3 separate regions of the Homo sapiens genome follow, and regions 2 and 3 are each linked to region 1. A link is a loop called in an ENCODE intact Hi-C map of the cell type or tissue named here. Cell type or tissue: Caco-2. All regions are shown on one strand. Region 1 has its middle 40 kb from the start of DUSP5-DT. Region 2 has its middle 25 kb from the start of DUSP5. Region 3 has its middle 54 kb from the start of SMNDC1.

Evidence for each region. Peaks named below come from ENCODE experiments on the same cell type or tissue, not always from the same donor. Only the 100,000 strongest peaks of a DNase experiment are listed, where the experiment ranks them.
Region 2: a loop joins it to region 1, with 4 times the contacts of the local background. A loop is called at or near these places in 5 of 110 quality-filtered maps.
Region 3: a loop joins it to region 1, with 4 times the contacts of the local background. A loop is called at or near these places in 10 of 110 quality-filtered maps.

What each region holds. Positions count from the first base shown.
Region 1 is chr10:110,452,947-110,460,946 of GRCh38, forward strand. No RefSeq gene overlaps it. Among named protein-coding and RNA genes, the nearest start is that of DUSP5-DT, 40 kb to the right of the region's middle. RefSeq lists enhancers at 2,758-2,827, 5,692-5,741, 7,011-8,000. In Caco-2, no CTCF peak of the experiment used is centred here; a DNase peak (open chromatin) is centred at 3,885.
Region 2 is chr10:110,519,009-110,527,008 of GRCh38, forward strand. No RefSeq gene overlaps it. Among named protein-coding and RNA genes, the nearest start is that of DUSP5, 25 kb to the left of the region's middle. In Caco-2, no CTCF peak of the experiment used is centred here; no DNase peak of the experiment used is centred here.
Region 3 is chr10:110,354,718-110,362,717 of GRCh38, forward strand. No RefSeq gene overlaps it. Among named protein-coding and RNA genes, the nearest start is that of SMNDC1, 54 kb to the left of the region's middle. RefSeq lists enhancers at 751-800, 1,851-2,310, 1,902-3,101, 2,671-2,770, 2,791-2,840. In Caco-2, no CTCF peak of the experiment used is centred here; a DNase peak (open chromatin) is centred at 4,664.

The sequences.
Region 1 (8,000 bases):
TTGATGCTGAAAAAGCATTTGATAAAATTCAGCATCTCTTCATGATAAAAGCCCTCAGAAAACTGGGGATAGAAGGAACATAGCTCAACATAATAACAGCCATATATGACAGACCCACAGCTAGTCTCATACTGAATGGGGATAAACTGAAAGTCTTTCCTCTAAGATCTGGAACATGGATAAAGAAAATGTGGCACATATACATAATGGAGTACTATTCAGCTATTAAATAAGAATGAGATCCAGTCATTTGCAACAACATGAATGGAACTGGAGATCATTATGTTAAGTGAAATAAGCTAGGCACAGAAAGACAAACATCACATGTTCTCAGTTATTTGTGGTGATGGCATTAGGTGGGGCAAGAAAAAATTTTTTTTTAATTTAAAAAATTAAAATCAAAATGGTAGAACTCATGGACACAGAGAGTAGAAAGATGGTTACTGGAGGTTGGGAAGGATAGTGGGGGGCTGAGGGAAGTTGGAGGTGGTTAATGCTACAAAAAAAAAAATAGAAAAAATGAATAAGACCTACAACTTGATAGCACAAGAGGGTGACAATAGTCAATAACTTCATTGTACATTTTAAAATCACTTAAAGAATGTAGCTGGATTGTTTGTAACTCAAAGGATAAATGTTTGAGGGGATAGACACCTCCATGCCCCATGGTGTGCTTATTTCACATTACATGCCTATATCAAAACATCTCATGTACTCCATAAATGTATAAAGCTATTGTGTACCCACAATAAAATTTTAAACTTTTATAAAAAGAAAAATTTTTAAAAAGAACTATTGTAATCCTCAGTTAACAGATGGGGGGTCGGGTGTGGTGGCTCATCCCGTAATCCCAGCACTTTGGGAGGCTGAGGTGGGTGGATCACCTGAAGTCAAGAGTTCGAGACCAGCCTGGCCAACATGGTCAAACCCCGTCTCTACTAAAAATGCAAAAATTAGCCGGGTGTGGTGGCAGACGCCTGTAATCCCGGCTATTCGGGAGGCTGAGGAAGGAGAATCGCTTGAACCCAGGAGGTGGAGGTTGCAGCAGGCCGAGATGGCACCACTGCACTCTAGCCTAGGAAACAAAAGCAAAACTTCATCTCAAAAAAAACAAAAAACAAACGAACAAAAAAAAAAAACAAAAAAAAAAAACGGGGCCGGGGGGAACTGAGGCCAGGCAAAGTGGTTCATGCCTGTAATCCCAGCACTTTGGGAAGCCAAGGCAGGAGGATCACTTGAAGCCAGGAATTCGAGACCAGCCTGGGCAACACAGTGAGATAGCCCTTCAAAAAACAAAAAAATTAAGAAGGCTAGTAGTCCTAGCTACTCAGAAGGCTAAGGCAAGAGGATCACTTGAACCCAGGAGGTTGAGGCTGCAGTAAGCTATGATCATGCCAGTGCACTCCAGCCCGATGACAGAGCAAGACTCCGTCCATAAAAACAAACAAACAAAAACAGACGGGGAAATGAAGACACAGAGAGGTTAAGTACCTTGCCACAGACACACAACTAGTGAGTAAGTGTGGCAGCAGTGGTAATTTTCTTTGACTATCCCATATGCTTTCCTTTATACCTACCCTCTTCCTGGGAGGCTGGGCTATGACTAGTTCTAGCCAAAGAAATATGAACGGAAGTAATGTCTGTCACTTCCAAACTGAGGCAGTGAAAAGTCTCCAGGCACAATTCTCCAGTCTCTTCTTTCCCCTGGCATGGAGGAGATATGCAGGCAGTGCAGCTGCAAGATAATGGTGCCTCCAACCACCTAGATCCCTAAGTGACCATGTGGAGCAGAGCCCCCACTGTCCTGCATGGGGCATGGGGCATGTGGAAGAAACAAATGGTTACTGTGTTCATCACAATTTTTAGGGTTATCTATCACCATGAGTCTACTAGCCCATCCTGACTAACACATTAGTGGAATTAAGGCTCAAACCCCGCTCTGTCTTAACTGTGGATTCTAAGGTTCAACCTTTAGAGCTTCTGGGTATGTATCTCACCTAGTAATGGTCACAAATATCAGGACAAATTGGGCCTCTTCTCTCCTTCCCCAGCACCCTCAAGCATGGAAGGGACATATCTCATAGAGCCTTTGGGTATCTTTAAGCCTTTATTAGTGTTCCTACTCTCCATCCATTTGGTTCTGGTGAAGCCCATGACCCAGCCTGGCCAATCAGAGAACTGAATCCTTCTAACCTCAGCAACTAGTCCCAAGACTCCAGTTGGTGCAGACAGGGCAAATCCCGGGACTTGTGTAGGATTTACCAGGAAAAGAAGGGCGGTCTCTTCTGCTTATCCTTAATGGGGTATGAACTGATAGCCATTCTGCCACCCTGTGGGAACTAAATGTGAAACCAATATAAGGTGAGCTAAAAGACCAAGAGTAGGTAGAACCATTTGAACCACCGAATTTAGCTGTGTCTGAGCCCAGCTCTACTCAAAACTATCTGTTATTGATCAAGGCAGTCTGAATAGAACTTTTCTGTCACTTGGAACCAAAAGAATTCAGAGTGGTCTCCCCTTGTACCTTCTGTCTGCTGTGTGTTCCAGATTGGGGCAGAAGAGAGATGTCTTGGCACCTGGGTAACCGGGAGCAGGGGGCACCATGCATAGTCACAGAGAAGTATGGAAGAGATGGTGGGCTTGGACACAGCAGGGTTGAGGTGCTGGAAGGGTGCCCACGTGGAGCTGCTCAGCAGGCTGGCAGGAAGTGTGTGTGCAGGTCTGGAGGGTGCAGAAGCCTCTGACCCAGACACAGGAGGTGGCAGCTGAGTGTGTGGGAGGACATGAGATCATGGAGGGGTGACAAGAAAGAAGACAGAGAATGGAGACCAGAACCTTGGTAAGCAGGAATCTTGCCACAGTGGTAGAGTTAGGAGTGAAGGGCATTCAAGGGGCGGAAGATGTGTGTGGCCTGGGGAAAGCTCCTGAGCCACTCTCCCTCAGTTTCTTTCTCTGTGAAATGGGTTCACAGTGTATACCTGTGCTGTGTTGTAGTGAGGATGGAGAACACATATTGAGCTCTTATCTGAGTGCCCAGAGCTCAACAAACATAAACTGGTATCAGCTATTGGGAGAAGAGAGACAGAATGCCCAGGGTGAATGTGGAAGAGAGTTCTCAGAGTTGCTTCCTTCCTAAAATTCTCCAGCCACTGCACTCACAGTCTGCTGTGCTGAAACTGCCAGTTGCCACCTTGCTCTCTCCACACCCTGGAAGCTCCTTGAATAGGAGCTGGGGCTCATTCCCTTTGTATCCAAGAGCTGGCACAGTGCCTGGCACAGAGCATGCACTGCATGAGTGCTTGTCAATCATTAGAGGAAGGAAAGGACTCACCCCAGTGCAGACATCTGCAGAGATGGAGGAAGAGAGAGGCCTGAGAAGGGGTTATTGGATTTGTTCATCAGAAGTCCCTAGTGACTGTTGGCAGTTGGGCGTTGAGGGGTTAACAGGGATCCAGAGCTGCTCCAGGTGTCCCTGTCCCCTCCACAAGTCACTCCCCACCACCACCTGCCCCCCCAGCAGGTGAAAGAAATTGGGGGAAAGGGAGGATCGGGCTGATTCCTCAATGAGTTTTCTAATGGACAGGCTCCCTCTCTTTCTCTCTCTCAGGCCCAGACTCGCCAACTCTGCCACCCCCTCAATTTGGCAGGGGCTCTTATCTCAGAAGCTGCTGGAAGAATTTGGCATTTTGACCCTATTTCATCACTCCTAGGGCAGTCTGGCAGACAAAGATGCTCCACACAGCAGCTGAGCTCATTCACAGAAGCACCGCACACACACAAGGCCCCTCCAAAGTGAGTCCCCCTCCCCCAGTGACCTGCATCTTTATGACACCTGCGCAGGCCTAAGGCACAGTGCTGCAGGGTGGATCTGACATGAGTTGGGGGTGGAGGTCTGGACTAGAACTCTGCCTCTCCTGGATCCTGGCCTTGCACAACTTCACTTGCCCTGAGGCCTGACATTGCATCCTTGGGGTTTAAGTCACCTGGGCTGGGAGTGCTCAGTTAAGATGAAAATGCCCCCAGGGTGAAACACAGTCACTGCAGGGAAAAAAGATAAGTCCCACAGCTGAGTCCCTTTGAACCCACACAACTGGGATTTGCTGGAGGGCAAGATGCAGAAAGGGAATGGAGTGGAAAAGTACTGCAGAAACCTTTCCTTTCTTCACACTTTGGAATTCCACCTTTCTTTCCTTCAGTAAACATTTACTGGGTGCCAATTCCACACCAGTTGCTTAGCCAGGTGCCAGGGGCACCTAGTCTGTTCAATCCAGTCCCTTGAGGTGTGAGGTGAGATTGTGTATTAATGCCTGAGAACTACAGAGGTTGGAAAGGAGTCATGGGGAAGCCGAGGGACTGGAGGGTCCTGCCCCTGCCTTCCCAACCTCCAGCCACAGCCTTGCTAGCCCACAGTAAGCTGTGATCATACCACTGAACTCCAGCCTGGGCAACAGAGTGAGACCCAGTCTCTAAGAAAAAGAAAAAAAAATGGTGAGGGGTGAGGAGAGGCTGAGGGGGCACGGAAGGGTCAGAGCTCAGAGTCCCAGGCAGGCCAACACCTGGTGAGAGGGACTTGAAAGGACCTGCTCACGCCTCTCAACCCTCCAGTCCCTGAGGAGTAGGAGGTGACTGGGGGGCCTCCCGGGTACCTTCTCATTGAGGCAATCACAGTCTTCCAGTGCAAAGCATCTCATCAGCCTCACTCCTAAGAGAAGGATTTTCCCTCTTCCCTGTCCCCAGGTGGTTCCCATGGATGCTCCTCTCCTCGCCTCCACACAGGAGAGGAATGAACCTTGTTCCCAGCTGGAACCCCTCTCTGGATTCCAGGTGAACCTCGGAAGGCACAGTTAATGCCCTTCACCTAGATCATTGGTTCTGAAAGTGAGGTGGGAGGATCCATCATATCAGATACCTGGACGCTTATTAGAAAAGTAAATCTTAGAAAAGTAAAGGGGTGGTCCAACACACCATTTCAACGAGCCCCCAATTGATTCTGATGCCATCCGCCTGGGAACCACTGGTCGGGAGAACAATTCAGCTAGAATTTTCTGGGTGCCTGGGTGTGGAGTGGGGAGAGGGGAAAAGGAGCATCCCCGTGGCCTGGCTGGTGGCAGCAGGTGGGCTTCTCCGGAAGAAGGAGCTGGTCTGCTTCAGGGCCTGGGGCCTGCCCCTCCCTCGGGCTGGGGATGCTCGTGGTGAGCAGGTGCAGTGGGGAGAGATAGACCGTGGTTTTCAGGAACTTCTTGAAGGGATCTGAAACTCCCAGAACATCAAGAGCCTTTCTTTGAGAAGATTTTAATTTAACACACAATTATCACTTGAATCCACTTTCATTGGAAACATTCAAGCCACACCAAAACAGAGGTAGCAACAAGGAAAAGTCCTTCCTTGATGCCCTCAATGCTAGATCCTGTCCAGAAGCAGCCACTGGTACCTGCTTGATGTTTACCCTTCAGGACCTTTGGGGACATTTATATGTACACACAAAAGGACAGAGTCTGGGTGCTTTTACATAAAGAGGCTAATGGGAGGAGGTTATGCTGGGCAACTCCCTACTTCCTCCCTTTAATAACACATCTGAGAACCTCTGCTTTAAATGCCCGGAGATCCAGCATCAGGCTCTGGGCCTCTTTTCAACAATATCTGGAGGGCGGTGGTTACAGGGGCAAGAAAAAAAACATTTTAACACCACAGCAGAGCACCCCACCCTTTTCCTGAATACCTCCACCACCCGCTTTCCATTGCCTACCCTATGACTGCACACACAAACACTGACGCTGGTCTGATTTAAGGAAACCCTTCCCAGTCCTCGCCCAGCATGGCAACCCCTGACCTCACAGGCAGCACAGTGCTGAAGCACTGGGGCCTCCTTTTGCTCCAGACAGAAATTCCTTGGCCCGGAGAAGGCCCTCTCTGGAGTCCCAGGACAAATGGGCATTGGAAGGGCTGTGTCACCACTGAGAGCTGTGCGTGTTTGCATGTACATTTACCCTGGGCGGGAGTTCAGAGCTTTCCTTTCGATTCCCAAAGGCCTCTGATACTCTGTACAGGATAAAAACCAAGTTGTACATTGATTGCGTCTTAATGGGTTTTCTAATTTACAGTCGAATGCTTGGGAGTCAGCCAGCTCTTGGGAAAATGGTGGCCTCACCTTCCCCAAAAGCTCAGGCCCGGGTACAGGGTGTCCTCTCTCTAAATGGCAGAGCAAGAGGGAGGAAAAGCTGAAGATGAGAGAAAGAATGAGGCAGATGGGCAACCCAAGTGTCCTGGGTGGAACAGTATCCCCCCAACATTCATGTCCTTCCCCAAACCTCAGAATGTGACCTCATGTGGAAATAGGGCATTGCAGATGTGATTAATTTGAGGTTATACTGAGTGGGGTGGGCCCTTAATCCAGTATGACTGGAGTCCTTATAAGAAGAGAGGAGATGCCCGACACGGTGGCTCACACCTGTAATCCCAGCACTTTGGGAGGCCAAGGTGGGTGCATCATGAGGTCAGGAGATCAAGACCATCCTGGCTAACACAGTGAAACCTCGTCTCTACTAAAAATACAAAAAATTAGCCAGGCATGGGGGCGGGCGCCTGTAGTCCCAGCTACTTGGGAGGCCGAGACAGGAGAATCATTTGAACCCGGGAGGCGGAGGTTGCAGTGAGCCGAGATCATGCCACTGCACTTCAGCCTGGGCGATAGAGCGAGACTCTATCTAAAAAAAAAAAAAAAGAGAGAGAGAGAGAGAGAGAGAGAGGAGAACGGATGCAGAAGACACCGAGGGGAGAACGCCAGTGAAGATGGAGGCAGAGACAGGAGTGATACCTCTACAAGCAGGGAATGCACAGGGTTGCCGGCAACCACCGGAAGCCAGGAGCATGGCCTGGAACAGCCCCTCCGTCAGGACCTCTGGCAGGAGACTTGCTGACACCTTGCGTTCAATGCTGGCCCCAGAACTGTGAGAGAAGACATCTCTGTTTTAAGCCACTCACTTGGTTAGTGGTACTTTGTCACAGGAACCCCAGGAAATGCATACACCAAGGTAGGGGTGGCAAAAAGCAGAGCTCAGCCATGGCTTCTGGGGAGACCCTGGAGCCCCCACAGAGTCCCCAGCACTCAGCGCCTGAAAGGGCCAGGTCCCTTTGGGTCAAAGAGTCTGCCCTGTGCTCACTCAGCTGTGCAGGCAGCTCCCAGCTCAGAGAGAGAGTTCCCTAATAAACAGGCAAACCAAACCCATGTTCCCTCCAGGCCCTCGAGTCACCTGCCACTTGGCAATGAGAGGACGTCAGCCCAGTTCCTGGCTGGTGGCTCTGACAGGCGCCCATCTGCTCCGGAAGTGTCCGGCCTGGATAAACAGAGCCAGGCTCTGCCTCCCACGGCTGACCCAGCCAGGTCAAGCGGAAGCCCAGGGCCTCAGGCCTCAGGTCTCCCAGGGCTCACTTTCCACACTGACCTGGTCACAGCTGGCTACCCCAGCAGGAATGGGCATCCCTGGAAAATGGCTGTGAAGACGGGGGGAAGGAAGAGTTGGGGACCTACCTCCCAGGCCACTTCCCTGGATCTCTGCTGGGCCCAGGGTCACTGCCCCTCCCATCTGCCCCCCTCCTCACTCACGCCCACATGAAGCCATCTGCCACCCTCGCCCCCTGGCAGGCACCACAGCCTCATGACTCAGCGCCCAGCCCAGAGCTGCTCTGTGGGTGGCCACTCCGGAACCTTGCAGAGAGGGAGGTGCTGGGAAGGGGGTTTGAGCGGGGGTGGGTGGAGGCAGAAGACACGTGCAGACCCCAGGTGGCTGTTCACGGAGCACCAAGCCCTGACAGCACTGCCTTCATCCGGTTTTGCAGGCAACAACCTCTCCAGCAGAGGTGTTGCCTAAAATACCACGGCCCAATTGAAATGCACCTGATCAGTTCCATTTTTCCCTCCAGGTTTCCCCACCTGTTCTCGAGGTCCTGATCCCAGGCCACGCTGGGACCCTTTCTCCAGTTCCATCTTTGCTTCTTCCTGT
Region 2 (8,000 bases), 66 kb after region 1:
GGGTTACAGGCGTGAGCCACCGTGCCCGGCCTATCTTTTTTACTTATTTCTGGGTTTGATATGCTGATATTTTGTTAAAGATTTTTGTACTTATGGTTGTGAGGAATATTTGCCTTTGGTCTTTTTTTTTTGTGATGTATTTGTCTGGTTTTGGTATCAGGATAATGCTGCCCCCATGAAATGATTAAGAGTTCTTTCCTCTTCCAAGTTTTTGTAAGAGATTGTATAGAATTGGTAGTGTTTCTTCCTTAAATATTTGAGAACTTACCAAGAAGTCATTTGGGACTGAGCTTTTCTTTTTGTGAAGCTTTTTAGCTATAAATTTGATTTTTTATAGATAGATGAATAGAGATAGAGAGCTATTCCAGTTACTTAGTGTTTCCTTGAGTGAGCTTTTTTCTTTTCTTTCTTTCTTTTTGAGATGGAGTCTTGCTCTGTCACCCAGGTTGGAGTGCAGTGGCACGATCTCGGCTCACTGAAACCTCTGCCTGCTGGGTTCAAGCAATTCTCCTGCCTCAGGCTTCCAAGTAGCTGGGATTACAGGCATGCGTCATGATGCCTGGCTATTTTTTGTATTTTTTTTTTTAGTAGAGATGGGGTTTCACCATGTTGGCCAGGCTGATCTCCAACTCCCGACCACAAGTGATCTGCCCACCTTGGCCTCCCAAAGTGCTGGGATTATAGGTATGTGCCACTGCACCCAGCCTCCTTGAGTAAGCTTTGGTAATTTGTGTCTTTCAAGTAATTTGTTCATTTCACTGAAGTTGCTGAATTTGTTTAACATAAAGTTTTTAATATTTCCTTGTTATCCTTGGAGGTCTTAGGATCTATATTGATGTTCTCTGTCTCATTCCTGATAATGGTAATTCTTGTCTTTTCTCTTTTTTTCTCCTGATAAGTCTGGATAGAAATTTGCCAATTAACTAGCACTTGGTTTCATTGATTATTCTGTATTGTCTATTTTCTACTTACTAATTTTCACTCTTTATTTTTTCCTTCTTCCTCTTTACTTTGGGTTTAATTTGCTCTTCTTTTTAATAGTTTCTTTTTTATTTATTTATTTATTTTTTGAGACGGAGTCTCGCTCTGTCGCCCAGGCTGGAGTGCAGTGGCATGATCTCGGCTCACTGCAAGCTCTGCCTCCTGGGTTCACACCATTCTCCTGCCTCAGCCTAGCTGGGATTACAAGCGCCCGCCACCACATCTGGCTAATATTTTTTGTATTTTTAGTAAAGACGGGGTTTCACTGTTTTAGGCAGGATGGTCTCGAACTCCCGACCTTGTGATCCGCCTGCCTCGGCCTCCCAAAGTGCTGAGATTACAGGCATGAGCCACCGAGCCTGGCCCCCTTTAATAGTTTCTTAAGGTGGAAACTTATCATTCATTTTCTACTTTCTTCTTTTATAATATAAGCACTCAAAGGTAAAACTTTTCCTCTAAGCCCCCATAAATTTTGATATGTATACTTTCATTTTTATTCAGTTCAAACTATGTTCTAATTTCCCGTATAATCTCTTTTTTGATCTACCTGATTAATTGCAAAAATTGAGGCGTTTTCCAGATATCATTCTGTTGCTGATGTCTAATTTAATTCCATGGTGATTAGGGAACGTACTTTGTGTGATTTCAGTACCTTCAAATTTACTGAGACTAATTTGATGGCTCAAAACATAGTCTGTCTTGGTGAGTATTTCATGTGCCCATGGAAAACAAATGTGTAATATTCTGGTTTAGGGTAGAATGTTATGAAATGTCAATGAGGCCAAGCTGATTGATGATGTGGTTCAAGTCTTCTATATACTTACTGATTTTCTGTCTACTTTTCCATCGATTACCAAGAAAGGAGTATCTTCAACCAAAATTAGGATTTGCCTATCTCTCCTTGCAGTTATATCAGTTTTTGTTTCGTGTATTCTGAAGTTGTTAGGTGCAGCAATGTTTAGGGTTGGTGTGTCCTCCTGATAAATTGACCCCTTTATGATTATGAAATACCCTTCTCTTATTTAAAAATTTTTTTAAAACTTTTTTTTTAGTTTTTTGAAACGGGATCTCACTATGTTGCCTGGGCTGGTCTTGAAGTCCTAGGCTCAAGTGATCCCCTGCCTCAGCCTCCCAAAGTGCTGGGATTACAAGTGTGAGCCATTGTGCCTGGCCTGAAATGTCCTTCTTTGTCCCTGATAATATTCCTTGTTCTGTTGTCTATATTGCCTGATATTAATATTGCTACTCTTTTTTTCATTTTATTTTATTATTTTATTTTATGCGACAGAGTCTTGCTCTGTTGTCCAGGCTACAGTGCAGTGGTGAGATCACAGCTCATTGCAGCCTCTGCCTCCTGGGCTCAAGCCGTCCTCCCTTCGCATCCCAAGTACCTGGGATTACAGGCACACATCACAGTGCCAGGCTAATTTAAAAAAAATTTTGTAGTGATGAGGTCTCACTATATTGCCCAGGCTGATCTTGAACTCCTGGGCTCAAGCAATCCTCCTACCTTGGCCTGATTACAGGCAGGAGCCAACCATGCCTAGCCCTTATATTAATAAATTGAGGTCGGGCACGGTGGCTCACGCCCGTAATCCCAGCACTTTGGGAGCCCGAGGCGGGTGGATTGCCTGAGGACAGGAGTCCGAGACCAGCCTGGCCAACATGGTGAAACCCCGTCTCTACTAAAAATGCAAAAAAATTAGCCGGGCGTGGTGGCATGTGCCTGTAATCCCAGCTACTCAGAAGGCTGAGGCAGGGGAATTGCTTGAAGCAGGGAGGTGGAGGTTGCAGTGAGCTGAGATTGGGCCACTGCACTCCAGCCTGGGTGACAGAGCGAGACTCCATCTCAAAAGAAAAAAAAATTGATTGGAAAATGAAGAAAAATGTTTCTTCACCCTTGATTTGTATAATAAGTGGCTGGCCCAAGGAATATGAGGATGGCCTCACTGTGGCTTGTTGGGGGGGACTTCCAGTGAGAGTACTGAACAGTCCCTGAGTCTCCAGTCGCTTACAGCTCCATCCTGGGCCACATGTCCTCCTTTGGATGATGATGATGTCTCTTAGTTACTGTACTTTGTTGGGCTTCCTTCTGAGTCCCCTTTCCCTATAGATGTCTGCAGCCAAGGACAGCTATCATATGACCTTAAACTCCTTTTAAAGTTTACAAGGACATTGGCCTTTATGCCAGAGCATTAATAATCATGATGGCTCACATTTATTGAGCCCTTTCTATATGCCAAGCACCTTGTTAAGCCCTTTGTGTGCATTTTCTCTTAATTCTCACTGCAACCTGATGAGGTAGATACCACTCTTATCTCCTTTTTAAAGATAAGAACATGGAGGCTAAAAAGTTTATGTAAATTGCCCAGAGGTACAGCAAGATCAATAAGCGAACATCAGGGCCAAGCACTCCTCACTACTGAACTCTGCTGTCTCGTCAGTGGCCTGCCCAGGGACACTTTGCTGCTCTCTTAACACACACCCCTTCGGCAATGTTATACACCCAGAGAACCACTGGATCTAGGGCCGCATCACTCCCTGTTCCATTCTGCACATCAGTTCATGTAGCTGAAGTGCACATACATTGTTGATCAGTGTGGTTTGGTGGTAAGAGCACTGGACTGGGAGTCAGGGGACTTGGCTGTCATCCTGGCTCTGTGGTTTACCAGTCATAGCACTTTAGGCATGTTATTCAATGTCTCTGGGTGTGTAGTTTCTCAATGCTGAAGGTAAGGGGATTGATTTAGATAACCTCAAAGGCACCTTCAAGAACCAACATCCTATGAGTCTATGAATTAGTGGCCTTGCTGATAGGGAGCTAATCATTACCTAACCTGGCAGGGCATTTAAGTTTTATTTACTTTAACAGTATTTATCAAAACCACAGAGCTTAGCTGCTCATTTTATGTTCATATATCTTCTCTGGCTTCCTGTTTATCCCAAAGGTTATCTTTTCAAACTGCCCTTTGGGCTTATAAAAACTCCTTTGTGTTCATAACATGTTATTAAGTGAACAAAAGCAGGTTACAAAACTGTATGTATCTCATTTTATTAACAACAGATTGTGTGTATGCTAGTGTATATATATTATATATATACACACACACAAGTGTATATACACAAGTATATACATGATACGTATATTGTAATATATATACTATAATATATAAAATATAAGTGCCTCTACTTATTTTACATTTATGATTACTTACATAGTCTGAAAAGATATACATCAAAATATTAGAATGACATTTTCTGGATGGTGCAATAACTGGTGATTTTAATTTTATTTTTTATACATTTTTTTGTCCTTTATAATTTTTGCCCAGGGGAATTGCTTATATTTTTAATACTTATTGCTTATAAGTAATAAACTCACAAACTGATAGAAAATATCTCCTTTGGATTCAGAACTTCCCTGCCCCTTTGTCTCTGGCATCTTCTCCTGGGTTGGCTACCTGACTTTCTGTCTTATATTAGAAGACAGTGGGACACAGAGTAATCTAATCCCTGCGAGGTTGTCCTCTCCAGGCCCAGCTTTTAGTTACCCCCTCTTCCCCCACTTCCATTCACTTGTTTTCCTGTTCTTTTCTGTCCTTTTGTGTCAACATGGTCTTCCCTTTTTCAGTTTTTCCTCTACAATCACTCTTGAGTACTCTTTCATTCATTCATCATAAATTATGGACAAATCAGAACAACAGTGGAATGAGAATAACAACAGTAAGTTATTTAGAGTTGAAGACTGAGGTTCAAGTCCTGAATCTGCCCTAGGTAGAGCAAGATGATGTGAAAAATTCTTGGAAAATTGTAAAGGCTGGATCAGTGAGAATTGTCATTGCCAAGACCCTGTGCCGAGCCCCATGGGGGAAATGTCGGTGAGGAGCCTCTGTTCCCAAGGAGCTTAGAGAGTAGAAGTGGAAACGCAAAGGGGGAGGGCAGGGAGGGATGCAGAGATAATCTCCATAGACATGGAAATTACTAGATTCTGCAGAGGAGGAAGAAGGATGAGTCAAGTATCACCATGGGGTTGGGGACCAGGTAACTGAGAAAAGTGGTGTCATGAATCCATTTATCAATCCATCTATCCATTCATTCCACAAATACACACTGAGCATCTGCCATCAGCCTGGTACTATCAGAGGTGCTAGAGATGTAACAGTGAAGAAAACAGGTAACAACCCCCGACCTACCCCATTTTGTTTACATTCTATGAGATGACAGAGAAAAAGGAAGCAAACAAGTACATAAACAAAATCATTTCCGAAGGTGACAAGTGCTATGAGAAAAATAAAATTGGATAGTGTGTCAGAGAGCACCAAGGGGAGGTGACATTGGTGCTGATGTGTCATTAGCTGAAATAGAAGTCAGGGGCTGGTCTGAGGAGGAAGATGATGATTCCCTGTTAGAGCTGCTGACTCAGAGATGCTAAGATTTACCTTCTGGTGAGATATTTTAACCTCCTCTCAAACTCTACATCCTATCAATCTCTGGCTGGGAAACTTCCAGTGGGTTTTCACTGCCCTCTGGACAAAAATCCCAGTTATTTAACTTGGCATTCAAGGGCCTCCACAATCTTGCCCAGTCTGCTTTCCTGCCCCCGTCCCCAGGTGAACCTTCAATTCTGGCTGTGATGGGCTCCTCACAGTCTCCACCTAGGCTACATCCCTTTGTGCCTCCTTACCTGGGTCCTAGGAGAGTCTCCTGAACTCTCCAGTCCACAGCCGTCCTGCTCTTCTCAGGACCCATGCCTCTTTTTCTGCCTGCTTGCCCTCTTAGATTGTTTAAGTGTCTTATAAGCAAGGGCCCAACTCTCCAATAAGAATGCAGTCTCCTCAAGTGATAGGCTGGCCCCTTCAGGATCCTCTCTTCATTGGATTTGCTCCATACACTTGCCCAGAATTGCACTGAGGGGCTTTACAGATAAGTATCTTCTTGTGTGAAATGAAGAAGGAGAGACAAAATGGAAAGAACCCAGAAGACAAAAGAGCTTCCCACCCAAATTCAGGAGTCAGATGACAGAATTCAGCTGTGGTCAAAAGTGTTTGGAAGCTGGCCAGGTGTGGTGGCTCAAGTCTGTAATCCCAGCACTTTGGGAGGCCAAGGGGCAAAGATCACTTGAGGCCAGCAGTTCGAGACTAGCCTGAACAACACAGTGAGACTCCCATATCGACATTAGTTAAAAAATAATTTTTAAAACATAAAAAATTACAAAAATGTGTTCTGAAGCAATTAGCAAAGAATTGATTCATTTTGCTGGAGGAATCAGCAATTGGAATGAATTCTATTTGCCTTGAGCATATAGGGATAAACCTGCCTAACACTGGTGAGCAGAGCAATGGCCTGAGACCAGAAGTCCTAGAATTCCTCCCAGCCCTCTATCCAAAAGAAAGACAGAGTCCTGGGCTCCAAGATGATGGCACAATCAGGAACTGGCCCAGAGTAATCCATTACCCTTCTCTCCAAGGCTTCCTTCCTCTGCTTCCTAGGCTTTGTCACAATTTCCTCCATTTAACCCGTGGGGGGATGGAACACCTGTTTACCCATCTGAAATGCAGGATGATAGGAGATCACCTGCCCTCTGCTCCTCCCTCCTTCCCTGTCAGGACTGAGTCAATACCGATGTTCAACTTCTGGTGATTAGAAGTCAGGATGTTCAGGTGGTGGGAGGTTAGGTGAGGGACACGTGATTGTCATGACGGGCATTTGGGATGAAAGTCAGAACCATAAACACATATTCATTATGACTCTCCTTCTGCCGGGTCTTTCATCTGGGGAATCTCAAAGCCCTGGACAAATGGTAATTAATTTTCACAACAGCTTCCACAAGAGGATGCAGTGGTGTCTGCCAAAGGCCAGGGGGTATTTTCCCAGTATTCTTCCCTCAACCTTTCCTGCTCACTCCCAGCCCCTGCCAGCCCCAAGGTGACGATGCAGAGTGGGTAGGATGCCTGGGCTAAAGACTCCTTCCTGGGACCTCTCTGTCCAGAAGGCTACAGGGGCAGATGGAGACTCCTCCCAACTAGCCTCCTGCCCCTACACCCTACCCTACTCTCCCAGAGCGTGACTAAGAGTGAACCAGGCAGGAGTGGGAGCATTTCCTGCCTCCACTGGCAGGCTGGGACCAGACAACAAGTTAGTTGACTCAGGAGGAACCACATGGCTCCAAAAATACATCTGCCTCTGCCCGGTTCCATCTCATGCTCCCTTCGCCCTTTAGATATAGTCACTTGCTCCTTCCCCCAATCCCACCCCTGGGGAGCCACTTGAAGTCATTTTTGCCCTTAATTCTGATTATAAAAGAACTATAAGTGCATCATAGGAAACCTAGAGAATGTAGAAAAATACAAACAAGCATTTGAATAATCCTATAATTCCACTACTCCCAAAATAACCACTGCTGAAGTCTTGTTATATTTCCTTTCTATTTTTCTGTCCTCTGAGTTTCATTTATTTATTTATTTATTTATTTTTGAGACGGAGTCTTGCTTTGTCGCCCAGGCTGGAGTGCAGTGGCGTGATCTTGGCTCACTGCAAACTCCGCCTCCCGGGTTCACGCCATTCTCTCGCCTCAGCCTCTGGAGTAGCTGGGACTACAGGCGCCCGCCACCACACCTGGCTAATTTTTTGTATTTTTAATAGAGATGGGGTTTCACCGTGTTAGACAAGATGGTCTCTATCTCCTGACCTCGTGATCCACTCGCCTTGGCCTCCCAAAGTGCTGGGATTAGAGGCGTGAGCCACCGTGCCCTGCCCTTTGAGTTTCATTTAAATATTAATATATACTCACAACAAAACCACAATTATACATATATGTATGTATATATGTGTGTGTATATATATATATTATATATACATATATATACATATATATGTGTATATATATATTATATATACATATATTATATATATATGTGTGTGTGTATATATATATATATATATATATATATGCTCAAATAGAACAAAAAGTTATAAAGTGAAAAGTCAAAGTCCACCTCCAACTTTCTACTCCCATGCAG
Region 3 (8,000 bases), 98 kb before region 1:
CTGCGCCTGCTTGGCTGGTGGCTCCGCTCTGAGGATCTGGGCCCATTCACTGCACTGACCACCTGCTCATCTACCGTTTGTGCCTACAGGCTAAAGGCTTAAGCAAGCTCCCAGTTGCACTCAGGCCTGGACAGGATTTCAGGAATGAGTGGCCCAGCGGGCATTTATTCCTATGCCCTGATCCAAACCTCCAGATGCCACCATTTGTTTAAATCAGCAAGGGATGGGAGACAGCCTCCACATGCCAGGCCAAAGGCACCAAGGACCTAGGCCCTGCTCACACAGAGCTTAAGGTCTCACAGAAGCACATGGACCTGAAACAAATAAATACAAAACTGTAAGTGATTCTATATGCCATGAAAAAGAAGAGCCAGGTGCCAAGGGGGGGGGGGTGGTACCAGGAGATCTAAGTTTGTTGGGGCTCAGAGGAAGCATCCAGACAGCTGTGCAGCTTTGGGGTCGCGGGGCGGGGGGGATGCTGAGGCTGGGGGAGGGAGAAGCTGTGCAGGAAGAAGCAGTCACACCTGCAAAGCACACAGCTTGGGGCACCAAGCGGACCCCAAACCAAGGTGGGTAGGAAGGGAGAGAGCGAAGCGAGAGGACAGGGCCTCAGCTAGGGCCCAATCAGATTTGACTTTTTCTGGGATTTCCCCAGGCCCCAGGTCTCCAGCTACCAAACAGAGCAGCCCAAGTTCTTTCTCAGGAGCTTTGCATATTATTTGCTTACAACTTCTCTTGCTTTCTCTCTCTCTCCTTTATGTTTCTTATTGCATTTATACTCACATGTTGTGGGAGTCTTTTTTTCCTGTCTGTGTTTGTATTTCAAAGCCATCATCCTGCCCTCCCTGAGCTGCACTAGGCAAAAATATGTGTCCAGGATAGACGAAAAGACATAAGAAAGACCCTCTGAGGGGACCTAACTTGGGGTCTCCTTCCCCTGAAGACCCCACTCCCTGTCCAGTGCTGAAGGCATAACTGTTACAATAGAGAAAAGGAGGCAGTCAAGAGCTGGATCCGAGTCCAGTTGGGTGACCTTGCACAAGTTGCTCACCCCTTTGGGATTTGTTGCCTCATCTGTGAAATGAGTGGACCGCACTAGGTAACCGGTTCCCTATCTGGGATCTGCAGATAGGCTTTAGGGAATCTAAGAATCCCTAAAACTGTAGGTAAAATTTGGTAGACTTGAGTAGACATTGTTCTGGGGGAGGTTCCATAACTCTCATTCAATTCTCAAAGGCAACCAAGACCCCAAAAATGTTAGGAACACCTGCCCTGGGTGATGTCCACCAGCCCACAGCTTTCAGAAGCCTCATCCGAGGTGCTCTTACCATAAAGATGAAGAGACACAAGCTTCCGTTGCCCAAGAGAGCAGGGAGACTCTGGGAGTGTTCTAGGCAGGGAAAGGAAGGCAGGTGACAAACAGGAAGCATTGCTGTGTGCGCATTTCTGGTAAACTGCCTACATAGATTGCTGAAGGAAGGGGCCAATCTGTAGGGTGTCAGCAATTTGCTGTGATTCCCCACCCCCTCCTCCTAGGTAAATACCCACTTTTGTACTTAATTTTGTTTTCATACTTTTGTATTCTTTTTATTAAGGAGTGTCCCAAATTGTAAGTCTTTGGGCCCCACACAACATAGATACACTCCTGGGTCCTGAATATAACCAAGGCTGAGATGGCCTGATAGGCACAAGCACTGTCCGGACCTGCGGCCGTCAGGTGCCCGGCACACCCCACATAGGTGCACAGGTGCTGCTCCGACTGGGTGGCTCTCCTTGTCGCCATCCTGGTTTCTGCTTCCTTTCCTTTCCTTTTCCCCTTCCCTTCCCTTTTCTTTTTTCCTTTAATGTGGATTTCAGAAGTGGGGTGAAAATGACCTCAGTGAATAGCCCAGCTCCCTGGGACAGTGGCCTGGTATTTTTGACGTGGGAGTGGCGTCTGCTCTGACTCAACCTGGACCGGCCCAGGGACAACACCTCCTTCGGAGTAGCCGCTTTGTTTCGTTTCGAGCAGCCCAGCTGCGTTCTGCATGACCGAATTGGACACCTCTCACTTCCTCTGAGAATGGAACTTGGTGTTTAGATGACGTGCAAGCCAAGTCAGTTGTGTAAAATAGCACAACTCCACCTTTGGTCTCCCATCCCAACCCCCAAGGCCTAAAAAAAGAAAAGAAACAGAAAAAAGCAACACCTGAGAGGAACTGGGCTTCAAACAAGTAAAGACTTTTATAAGCGCAGCAAGTGCCTCCCTCTGGACTGGAGAGGGGCCGAGGGGGGCTCCCGAGACCTGTAGGAATGTCGGATCAATGCCGTCCTAGCTGTGTGACCTGGGCCAGTTTATTTAACATCTCTGAGCCCCTGGTTTTTCATCCTCACAGAGACAATGACGTTCGTGTTTCTGTGAGACATAAGCGGTGTAGCACCTGGCAGGCACTGATGAATTGTTCTCCTCCTCCCAGGAGCCCTGCTATAGGGTCGAGCTACTGAGGCACCTTCCCAGTGCTGGAAATGCTTCCTGTGGACACCTTCCCCCACCCCAAAGGAAGGATTGGGTCAATGGTCTTAAGCTCCAGCCCATGCGGGGGTGGTCAAGCCTTCAAAGTGGAGGGAAACCCAGGCTCCAGGTGAGCCCCAGGAGTCTCAGCTCCGGAATCTGGCAAGAAATACGGGGGACAGATGTTTTGGTCTCTGAGCCCATTTCCTTCCTGCTCATAGGCTCTCCTGTGACACGTCGATGAACAAATCCTCCAGGAATTATGCTCCTTTGAAGTTCTTGGCCGAGTAAAAGTAAGCAAAAATGAAAATATCTGTAAGTCACGTGAGGCGATGTCGGTTTGTATCGTCTGACTCAACAGCAGTGTTTCTGCTGGGGCACACTCACACGGGCGAAGGCGTGGGGCTGTCCTCCCACAGGCTGGTTTGCCTGAAGACAGCTGAAGATAAACAGGCAGCCTGAAGAACTAGAAGTCAGAGAGCCGGAGCCCACGCTTCCAGGCTGTGTGAATTTCAGCAAGTCACGGACGCCCTCTGGGCCTCAGTTTCCTGTTTGGGGAGGACTTTTATTCTCACCTTGGAGAGATGGCTTGAGGGTTAAGCGAACACCATCCGTCCTAGCACCTAGCACGTCACAGGTGCTCACTGCATGTCCATTGCCTCCCCTTTTTCTTTTTTCTCAGCCCCTTCTCTCTGAGAACAAAGTAGCCCATCCCCTGGGTCCCACCAGCCAGACTGAGCCACGTCCTGAGGCCTCCCTCTGCCTCACTGCCACACTTGGCGCCACAGAGGCCTGAGCCTCCTATTGCCCGAGTGCCTTGCTGCCCAGGTCAACCCTCACCATCGCTCATCCTGAGCCTTCTAATGCCCGAGTGCCTTGCTGCCCAGGTCAACCCTCACCATCGCTCATCTCTGCTCTGGACTCACAGCCACCTCCTGTCCAAATTGGTTCTCCTGCCTCCACTCTTGCCCTCTCCCAGCCACGCTCCCCGGGCCACTGCCACCTTTCTAAGCACGTGCTGGCCTTCATGGACCTCTGGGATCAGCCCCTGTGCCCCTCTCCAGCCCCCTCTCTCCCAACCTCACTCTTGGGCTCTGGTGAATCCAAACCATGTCCTGTTGCCCTCATGGGTCAGCCTCTGTCCCTCTGTTCCCCCACTCACTGTCAACAACTCAGATTTCAAGGCTTGGTTTAAGCACCACTTCCTTTTGGAGTCTTTTTTTTTACCACCATAGTGACCCCTCAGCCCTGCCACTCCTAGTTTCAGTCCCTCCTGGTCACCTGACTCCGTGTCTGTGGCACCTGGAGCACTTGGTGCTGAGAGCTAACACAGAGACAGAACAGGCTGCAGACCAGCCCTGTTCCAAATGGCTCTTTTCATGTTAACTCATTTAATCCTCACAAAATTGCCCTATGAGGTGGGTGCAGTTATCAAAATTTTTACAGGAAGCTGGGGCACAGAGAGGTTCAGTGACTTGCCAGTGACCACACAGCTACTAGGTGGCAAGACCCTTAGACCTTAGGGTGGTTTTGTGCTCCTAGGCATGATGCTATTCCACCGATTCATGGACTTTGTCTGCTTTGTCTATATGCCTGCCCCTCTCCCTTACACCATGAGCTCGCCTAGGGCCCTTCCCATTTGGGTACCTGCAGACCAAGAGTGAGGTCAGGTCCACAACAGGGGCCACTAAAAGTCCCCCAACTGAAGGATCCAGCCTCTACGTGGCTGCCCATCATAACAGGGAGGCTCCAAGAGTCTGCATTCTACCAGGAGAGACACCAGGCAGAAAGGTCAACTGAGTCCCCACCCCCACCCCAGGTGACTTCCTCAAAAGGCAGAGAAGGAGCAGGAGGGGAGCAGCTTTGCATATGGAAGAGGGGAAGCCTGTCCCTAGGTCGTTCTCGTGAAAGAACCAGAGTTCTGTCTTCAAGGGCTTCGTGCAAGGCCTGAGTGGATGAGGGTTCCCATCAGCCTCCATGCTCTACTGCCCTCTCCAGCACTCCATCTGCCAAAGATGGGCAGGAGTGCAGTTGATGCTTCTTATTACACTCTATGTTACCATCAGGTTAAGTTTGTCTTGCAAGCCTGAGGTCTGAAAGCCTGGAATGCCTTACCAGCCTGCCTGAGTAATGTCTCCCTCTAGTTTTGAAGTTTCTGCCAAGGAGGAATGTCACTGGAATGCAGCCTCTACTAACACCTGGGCAGCTGTCCCTCAGTCATGAGGCTGGCCCGGCTGGCTCATCTGGTGAATGATGTGGCTGCCAGGCGTGGGGCTGAGGGCCCCTGGTGAATTGGCCACACTCTCCCAATGGGCATGTCTCCAAGACAGGCGGCCCAGGTTAAGAACACCATCTGCAGCTAGGAACAATGATAACAACAATAGCAAGAATGAACAGCAGGTTTGCCTTGATGAAGCACATCCTATAAGTCAGGCTCTGAGCAAAGCACAACCTATGCAGGATCTAATTCAATCATCCAGGCAACCTAATAAGATATTAACATCCCCACTTTACAGATGAGAAACCGGGGGCTCGAAGATTGAGGGACTTGACCAAGGCTACACAGAGGTGGAACCTGTTCTTCTAACCACTGGGTTCCACTGCCTCATGGAAATGGAGTGAAGCTGATCCTAAGCCCACACAGTGATTTAGAGCAGCAGGTTTAATCTGTACAAATGACTGATTGTATTTGAGTGTGGTTGCCAGTAACCAGCAGAAGGATTCTCCTCCACCCGGGTTCCAGGTAGAAAACCAAATGGGGGCCGGGCGCGGTGGTTCACGCCTGTAATCCCAGCACTTTGGGAGGCCAAGGCGGGCGGATCACGAGGTCAGGAGATCGAGACCGTCCTCGCTAACACGGTGAAACCCCGTCTCTACTAAAAATACAAAAAATTAGCCGGGCGTGGTGGCAGGCTCCTGCAGTCCCAGCTACTCGGGAGGCTGAGGCAGGAGAATGGAGGGAACACGGGAAGCAGAGCTTGCAGTGAGCCAAGCCACTGCACTCCAGCCTGGGCGACAAAGTGAGACTCCATCTCAAAAAAGAAAAGAAAAGAAAAGAAAAGAAAAGAAAACCTTATGGGAAGGAATGGGCCACTCCTTGCCTGCCCCTCCCAGCCTCTCCATTCCAACCCACTTTCCTCTCCCACATTTTCTTTCTTTCTTTCTTTCTTTCTTTCTTTCTTTCTTTCTTTCTTTCTTTCTTTCTTTCTTTTCTTTTCTTTTCTTTTCTTTTCTTTTCTTTTTTTGGAGACAGTCTCGCTTTGCTGCCCAGGCTGGAGTTGAGTGGTGCGAACTTGACTCGTTGTAACCTCCACCTCCCAGGTTCAAGCTATTCTCCTGCCTCAGCCTCCCAAGTAGCTGGGACTACAGGTGTGCACCACAATGCCTGGCTAATTTTGTATTTTTAGTGGAGATGGAGTTTCACCATGTTGGCCAGGCTGTTCTCCAACTCCTGACCTCAGGTGATCTGCCCACCTCGGCCTCCCAAAGTGTTGGCATCACAGGCATGAGCAACCTCGCCCAGCCCCCTCTCCCACATTTTCAAACCACCCTCCCACCATCCTCTGATGTCTACAAGAAAAAAGGAGAGAGATTTTTTAGCATGATATCAGTTTCTATCCATCATTCACTGAATTCTCATTCCAGCCCTTGGAGGTTGGGTGTCATTTTTACCATTTTACAGATGGAGAAGCTGAGGCTCTGAGAAGGCAAGCAACTTGTTCAAGATCACCTCATTGGCAGAACTGGGCTTGATACAAAGCTAAACCTGAAGCAGAGCCTGTACTTGGTCTGCCACACTGCAAAAAAATGGGAGAAACCCTCCTCAGTATTGGAAACGACTTCAGAACCTTGGAGAGCAAGGCTGAGCTTGACTGGGAAAGAAGGGATAGTTTGGAAGAAGAGATGTGTCCTCTTCTGTCAGAGCTCAGCCCCAACCTGCCCTGGTAAGGTCATGCCCCTGCCATGGTCAGCCCCCTGCTAAGGAGAAATAGGATGCTGGCCCTCCAGTAGACAAGTGTCTGTGGGGTGAGTCACCCATTATCCCCCTCCCGTGTGACACACTTAGTACAAGGCATTGGGAAGTATCAGACCAAGAGAATAGACTTCAAGATGCCACGTGCCCACAGGCCTGGGAATGCTTGGCTTCCTGTGACCTTGGATTGCACACGCATTCAAGAGGCTCCCAAGAAGCTTACCCAGCCAGAGGTTCCCACGCCAAGGAGTTGGGCTGGACTCTGTGACCTCTCTTTGCCTTGCCTGGGGCCACCCAGATCATTAGACCATAGGCACTAATGCACCTGCCTGCTGCCTCTTACTGTAGAAAAAGAGATGAGTAGAGGCAAGTGGATTCCTTGGCGCTTGGGAAGCTTCAAGGTGGTGCACATAGTCTTGGAGCCAGGTAACCCTGGGTTAAATCCCAGTGCCTCCTCTAATTAGTCAGACAACCCTGCACAAGTTAGGTTACCTTGCTAAGCCTCAGTGTTCACATTTGTAAAAAAAGTGCCAATCATGCTTTTCCACAGTTTGGATTGAATCAGAAAACTTAAATAACCATCTATCCCCAAAACAGCTGACACATAATAAGGGATATTTAAGTTAAAACTTTTCATTTTTATTAAAATATTAAACATCTTCAAAATTCACATAGAAAGAAGAGCACTAGAATAATTGCAAATGATGGAGCAACCAAAGCCACCAATGATTGAAATGTTCTCTGTGACTAAAGGATGGTTATTTATTCTGAAAGTAAGAGTACGATGATATCAGGAGAGGAAAGGGGGTGGAGCTCATCTTAAGTGCTGTGCTTGCACTGTAGTGTGTGTGTGAGAGAGAGAGTGCATGTGTATGTGTGTTTGTGTGTATGTGTATGTGAGTAAGAGACAGAGAGAGAAGGGTGGGGGGACACACTTTCAACAGACTAAAATCTAATCCCTACCCTCAGGAATTTACACATAACTGGAATATTTTTAAAAGTGTCAAAATTGACATCTGTGAGCTACAAAGTGCTACAGGAATATAAAGGCAGGAGAGTTCGCTTCCAGCGCAGCTGGGGTTCTGAGTGGTATGTGACACTTCCTGGAGGAATGCTATTTGAGGTAACTGAAGCGAGGGTGAGATTTCAACAGGTACTAATGGGGATAGGGTGGAAAAGAGAATTGTTGAGAAAAGCCACGAAACAGAGAAAGCAGGGTGTGCCCTGTGAATCTGAGGTAATATGAAAAAAATACCAAATACCAAAATATTCTTACCCTTGGATGGTGGGATGATACCTGATTGATTTTAGTGTGTGTGTCTTTCTGAATTTTCTATTCTTTAAAATGAGTTTGGGCCTGTAATCCCAGCACTTTGGGAGGCCGTGGTGGGCGGATCACGAGGTCAGGAGATTAAGACCATCCTCGCTAACACGGTGAAACCCCGTCCCTATGAAAAACGCAAAAAAATTAGCCAGCCGTGGTGGCGGGCGCCTGTAGTCGCAGCTACTCGGGAGGCTGAGGCAGAAGAATGGCGT